Linked DNA regions of Homo sapiens: region 1 is linked to region 2. The links are chromatin contacts, found by Hi-C or POLR2A ChIA-PET in ENCODE. All regions are on one chromosome and are shown on one strand. Each heading gives the region's core, a stretch centred on a gene start or an enhancer-like site at or near the end of the contact. The rest is flanking DNA. Distances are from core to core; before and after follow the strand shown.

Region 1 (2,994 bases), core at 30-2,529, 220 kb before region 2:
GTTTGAGCGATTTTCCTGACTCAGCCTCCTGAGTAGCTGGGACTATGGGCACGCACCACCACGCCTGGCTAATTTTTGTATTTTTAGTAGAGACGGGGTTTCACCATGTTGCCCAGACTGGTCTTGAACTCTTGAGCTCAGGTGATCTGCCTGTCTCGGCCTCCCAAAGTGCTGGGAATACAGGCGTGAGCTACCGCACCTGGCCTATTCCTACAGTTTCTAAAAGCAGATATAATTAGTTTTAATTTAAACCACTTTGATTTCATTCAAGCCGAGAATATCTTGGTCCTCAGATGGTGGATTCAGAAGGGAACCAAAGAGGGTTTTCATTCTGTCTCATCGTGGAGAAACAGCAGCAAGAACAACCAGCTCATCTTTCTTCTTCTTCCACTTCCCCCCAAGTACCAGAGGGGAGCTGGGGCCAGCAATATCCATCAGAGAATATCAAAGCAGAAGCACATAATGTTTTGGCACCTGTGGGCTTACCTGGTGGCATCATAAGCATCTAACACCAGCCCTGAGAGTTGAACATTTTAAAAATAGGTAAAAATACAGTGGATGAACAGGTGGCCTCAAGTTTCTGTGCCGCCTGGTCCTGGAGACATGGTGCTGTGCTCAGGTTGGCTTCCAGCCTACTTCCAGTCTGCTCCCTGTCTGCTTGAGCCATGTGGCCCTGCTGCTGGAGGCTTGGCATCTGAAGATGTGAAGCTTTTGGTTAAGAGGCTCAAAGTGCCTCTCAGTTGTTACATGGAATTAATAAGGGTGAGTAAGTGCCCGCGGCCTTCTCTGGGACACTTTCCCCTCTTTGGTTTGTTACAGAAGATAAGGCTAAATAAATTTTATATTGATTGCTTCCAGACACAAAGGAGGACATCAAAGAGGAGTAAACTCCTTTCTTTCCAAGTGATAGCGCCAGCCAATCTGTCTAGTCTAGATTGAGAATTATACCTTGCCGTGACAAAGGGTCCAAAGAACATAGTCAACTCATCATCCTTGGCCAGGAATAAAGTTATTGCTTCTTAAGGGGCGGAGAACTCTCTGGCCTCATATCGTTAACATACTTGCCACCTCTAACTAGACCCAGTCAGGCCCAATGAGCTCCATTAGAGTGAAACTCAGAACCTGCTAATACCGAAGTGTCAATGGACAACAGTATTTGTTTATGTGTAAAACTGGTACTTTTTTTTTTTTTTGGTGGAAAATGAGGAAGTGAAAAGAACGTGACCTTTGGAGTCACACAGACCTGGGTTTCTCTCCTGGCACCGCCTCTGACCTGCTGTGTCACATGAGCTTTCTGAGCTTTAGTTTCCACTTCTATGACACAAGGAGAAAATTCCCATCTTATAGGGAGAATTTAGTGAAAGGACTGAGCATTTTTTCTGGGAGATGATTGGATCCCTTCATCTGATTTTTTTTTTTTTTTTTGAGACAGAGTCTTGCTCTGTTACCCAGGCTGGGGTGCAGTGGCCCGATCTCAGCTCACCACAACCTCCACCTCCCAGGTTCAAGTGATTCTTGTGCCTCAGCCTCCCAAGTAGCTGGGATTACAGGCACGCACCACCATGCCCGGCTAATTTTTGTATTTTTAGCATGGACGGGGTTTTGCCATGTTGGCCAGGCTGGTCTCGAACTCCTGACCTCAAGTGATCTGCCTGCCTTGGCCTTCCAAAGTGCTAGGATTATGGGCGTGAGCCACTGCACCCGATCCCTTCATCTGAATTTGGAGAGGGCAAAAGTTTGAACTCTGGGTTGTGCCTGGGAAAGGTGGATATGAGGTGAAGATCAGATTCGGGCAACCACAGGAGTTGACAGAGTCTGCTGGCCCTGCCATCATTTAGTGACTGGTAGAAGGCTGCTGCGGTGAGAGCTGGCTTTGCTTCGATCCTGTTAAGTAAACCACCAGGATGCTTCAGTGTTTGGAGCGGCCTTCTTTGGTCACCCACTGTGACCTGGGGCAGAAAGCTTCCAATCTCGTTCCCACGGGAGTGTTAGAGTGTTATCCATGTTAGGAAAGAGAGTGGTTTTCATTTTCAGAAGAACACGAACACATTGGCCTCCAGATGAATATGCAGCTTCAAAGCTTCTAAAATAGCTGGCTATCCCTTGTCCTGAGTTTTTGCTCAAGGTTTATGACACTGCTGTCGGATGTCTGTTGCCCCATATTGGCTAGACCGGAAAAGTGGAATCTCTTCTCCCTCTCCACATCTGAAAGAGCAACACTGTCTGCTGTCCTACAGAGCCTGTCATTGATCTATGATTTGGCCTCTCACCTTAGACTGTTCTCAATAGGTAGAACAGCGCTCCACCTTCGCCCATGTGTAACATTAGGCTGTATAAACACTACCAAAGGAAACATACATTATTCAGGGAATGTGAGTGTGTAGGTCCCACGCCCACAGTGTGTCATGGACTCACCAAAGAGATGTGTTGCAAATAATGAGTGGCATCTTGTTTCAAACAATGCAAAGCCAACAATAATAGGAAAAATGACACTTCTCTGGATTCTCCAGCTAAGAAAACACAAAGCAGTTTTGGTGGATGGAGTTCAAGCCAATGACTTTTCTACCTAAATTATTCTTTTAGTTCTTTCAAGCTGGTTTTGCAAGGTTTTAAGGAAGCCACCCAGTTGTGGGTGGAGCATTTTCTTCTGGGAGCTACTCCCAGGTACATGAAATATCATTCAGAAATGAGCAAGACATGTTCACAAGGCCAAGGGCTTCTTTGGGGCCATAGTTACACTTCACTATGTGCTGTTCACACATGGATTTTTGGTTTGACTTGTAAACCCTAGCCTGTTGTTGGCAGGCATTAAAAAATATGTGTCAGCCAGGCGTGGGGTCTCACGCCTGTAATCCCAGCACTTTGGGATGCCGAGTTGGGAGGATCACTTGAACTCAGGAGTTTGAGACCAGCCTAGACAACAGGGCAAAACCCCATCTCTACACAAAATACAAAAAATTAGCCGGGTGTAGTGTCATGTGCCTGTAGTCTCAG
Region 2 (3,062 bases), core at 134-2,633:
CCCAGCAAAGGGCTGTCCTGGAAGCGGGCCTGCCAAGTGCATGGGTCCCCCTCACCTCCCACCTCCAGCCACAAGCTGAGCCCTCACAGAACTTCCAGGACAACGAGTGTTGCCTGTAGGGGCGGATCCAGGCTTTGCGGAACCTGAAGTTTAAACAATGGGAGGTGGGCTATGGAGGGGGCATTCAACTTTAAGAAAAAAAAGTCAAAATTAGGATTACAACATTGCTAGGCACCCCACCTCCAAGATCTCGGGAGCCGCCAGGGCAAGGAAGGAGCCAGAAGCTCAGAGAAAACCGACATCTGCCAGGGAGGGAGGCAGGCGGCCACTCGGTCTCCGCGGCGCTTTTGCTCAGGTTGACCACATTCCCTGGCTTCAACTACAAGGTGAACTCCCGGGCAAGTTTCCTGTTCTACAAGAGGAGAGGGCTGGCCTTCAATCCCGAGACCAGAGCGAGGGGGTGCCGGGCGGCGGCTGCGGCAGCAGATGGAGATGAAAGCGCATTTCAACTAAAAGGTGTGATCAGTGTCAGGCCTCTGAGCCGAAGCTAAGCCATCATATCCCCTGTGGCCTGCACCTACACATCCAGATGGCCGGTTCCTGCCTTAACTGATGTCATTCCACCACAAAAGTGAAAATGACCTGTTCCTGCCTTAACTGATGACATTGTCTTGTGAAATTCCTTCTCCTGGCTCATCCTGGCTCAAAAGCTCCCCTACTGAGCACCTTGTGACCCCCCCCACTCTGCCCGCCAGAGAACCCCCCTTTGACTGTAATTTTCCTTTACCTACCCAAATCCTATAAAACGGCCCCACCCCTATCTCCCTTGGCTGACTCTTTTCGGACTCAGCCCGCCTGCACCCAGGTGAAATAAACAGCCATGTTGCTCACACAAAGCCTGTTTGGTGGTCTCTTCACACGGACGCGCATGAAAATCAGTGTTCCGACTTGGGTGACAAATTAAGTGCATTTCACCGCCGAGCGAGCCACGGCCCTGGAAGCAGAGCTCGCCCAGGCCAGGGGACGCGGTGCGCTCTCGGGGTCGCGAGCCTCCCTCCCTGCGGCGTCCGCCCACAGTCTGGGACGCGGAATTCCCTGCGAGAAGTCCGCGGTCGCCTGCAGGCTCCTTCCCCCAGTAGGCGGCACGCGCAGTCTCCTGGCCGGGGCAGGAGCTGGGGGCGGACCAACTACAAGTCCCTCTGCACCCCTGCGGGCCGACCGCAGCCCCGACCCCTCGGCGCCCCGGCCCGCCGCCCACCCCGGCGGCCGAGCCCGCGCGGAGCCCGAACCGCGTCTGCGTCCGGGGAGTGCGGGCCCGGCCGGCCCCGGGCGCTTACGGTCTCGGCTCGCAGGCTCCGGCGGCGGCAGGCGCGCGATCTCTCCGGCTCCCTGGCTCTCCTCGGCTAGTTTTCAGCAGCCCCGGCGCAGTCTCCGCCCAAGCCCGGCCTCCGAGCGGGGCGTTCCCCGGCCTGGAGGACCCGGGAAAGTCTCTAGGCCTGCCTAAGGCTCCACCTCTGCCAGGGATAAAACGGGCTACTTAAAGGGCGGTCCGCGGCCCCGCGGCCAGAAATGGAGAGAAGCGTTTGGCAGCTCCTACAGCAGTTTGATCCCGTAACTTCGTCAGTTGAATCTAAAAACAAAAATCCAAACTTGCATGATGTATGTCCTTTTTTTTTTTGGAGACAGAGTCTCACTCTATCACCCAGGCTGGAGTGCAGTGGTGCGATCTCGGCTCACTGCAGCCTCAAGCGATCCTCCCACTTCGGCCTCCAGAATAGCTGGGACTACAGACTGCGCCACCACACCTGGCTAATTTTTTAAGTTTTGTAGATACGGGGGTCTCACTTTGTTGCCTAGGCTGATCTTGAACTCCTGGGCTCAAGCGATGCACCTACCTCCGCCTCCCAAAGTGGTGAGATTATGGGCGTGAGCCACTGCACCTGGCGGTGTATGTCTTTTTAATTTCATCTTTCTAGCAATTCATTCTTAGTATATTTAACAAACATATTGGTCCGTGACATGCTTGGAAATCTAAAAACAAATTAGTGTCTTTATACAGAGAATGTGAGAAGCAATGGTCTGAAGCACTCTTGGGGGTCTTCATGGTGAGGACCAGTATAGGATGCTGAGTTCAATGCCAGGGGAGCAACCTCTTAGTGAATCCCCTCCCGCTTTGGAGAGAGCTCAGGGCCCAGGCGGGTGGTTGCTGGGGCTCTTTTAGCTTCCGTGAGAGCGTTGATCCCCAGCCCCTCATCGTTAGAAAGCCTGTCCCATCGCCTCTGCCATCACCCCTCCTTAGCTTCTCTCTTCACCTGCTCAGAGGTGCAGTTCTTTCAACCACCAGCATCCTCACGATCTCGGTGGACAGACTACAGCTAGGAGGCCACATGCAGGGCCCGTGGCTGGAGTTCTAAGCTTCTGACTGTCACCTTGCACACTTCAGGATAAGGTTCACCACCACCCACCTTCCCTTGGCCTCCAACCTTTCTGCTCACCCTGGCCCAAGAATTCTGGCCGGCAGACGCACTCACCTCACTCCCACCTCCAAACTTTTGCTCTTGCAGTACTGCCGGACAGGGTGCCCTCCTCCATCCACATGTAGAGTCCTCTTGTCCTTTAATTCTACACCCTCCTATAAAAGCTTTCTCTTGCAACTGCAGTCTCTGACATCTCTGTATTCCTTTCAGAACCTGCAGTCTGGGAGAGTTCTTTCCCCTCCCCTCCAAATAGTTCACACAGAAGCTCTGCCTCTGGCCACTTCACCAGGGGACCCAAATTCGTTACTCTTAAAACTGCAGTGATGGTGAAACAGGTAGGAGTCAGGACTTAACGCCAGAGGTGGGGCTTGGACACCAGATTGAGGACCAAATTGAGGACTAGCTAAAACAGGGACTGGGTGGAAGATGAGCATAAGATATGCCCATCATATCAGTGTGCCATGTCAGTTTACCAGGGCACGCCCCTGGAGTTATCACCCCCCTTCCATGGCAATGACCCGAGGACCCAAAAGTTACTACCCTTTTCCTAGAAATGTCTGCATAAACTGCCCCTTAATCTGCATG

The links. A loop is a pair of places that touch in the nucleus more often than their neighbours do. ChIA-PET counts read pairs that join two places held with the same protein, here RNA polymerase II (POLR2A). Pooled maps may share reads with other maps.
Region 1: a loop to region 2 is called in a pooled map, with 2.6 times the contacts of the local background. The contact joins the enhancer-like site here to the promoter of EPHX1 in region 2. A Hi-C loop is called at or near these places in 1 of 50 pooled maps. POLR2A ChIA-PET finds 5 or more read pairs at or near these places in 2 of 52 experiments (K562 and activated T-cell).

What each region holds. Positions count from the first base shown.
Region 1 is chr1:226,027,401-226,030,394 of GRCh38, reverse strand. No RefSeq gene overlaps it. Among named protein-coding and RNA genes, the nearest start is that of SDE2, 30 kb to the right of the region's middle. RefSeq lists an enhancer at 148-197. Within about 2 kb of position 1,279, at least 8 of the 41 ENCODE cell types and tissues checked have a DNase peak (open chromatin) inside an H3K27ac peak, as active enhancers do.
Region 2 is chr1:225,808,445-225,811,506 of GRCh38, reverse strand. EPHX1 (epoxide hydrolase 1) reads right to left here and starts at 1,383. Exons shown (of 9, transcript NM_001136018.4): 1 at 1,338-1,383. RefSeq lists a silencer at 1,206-1,425.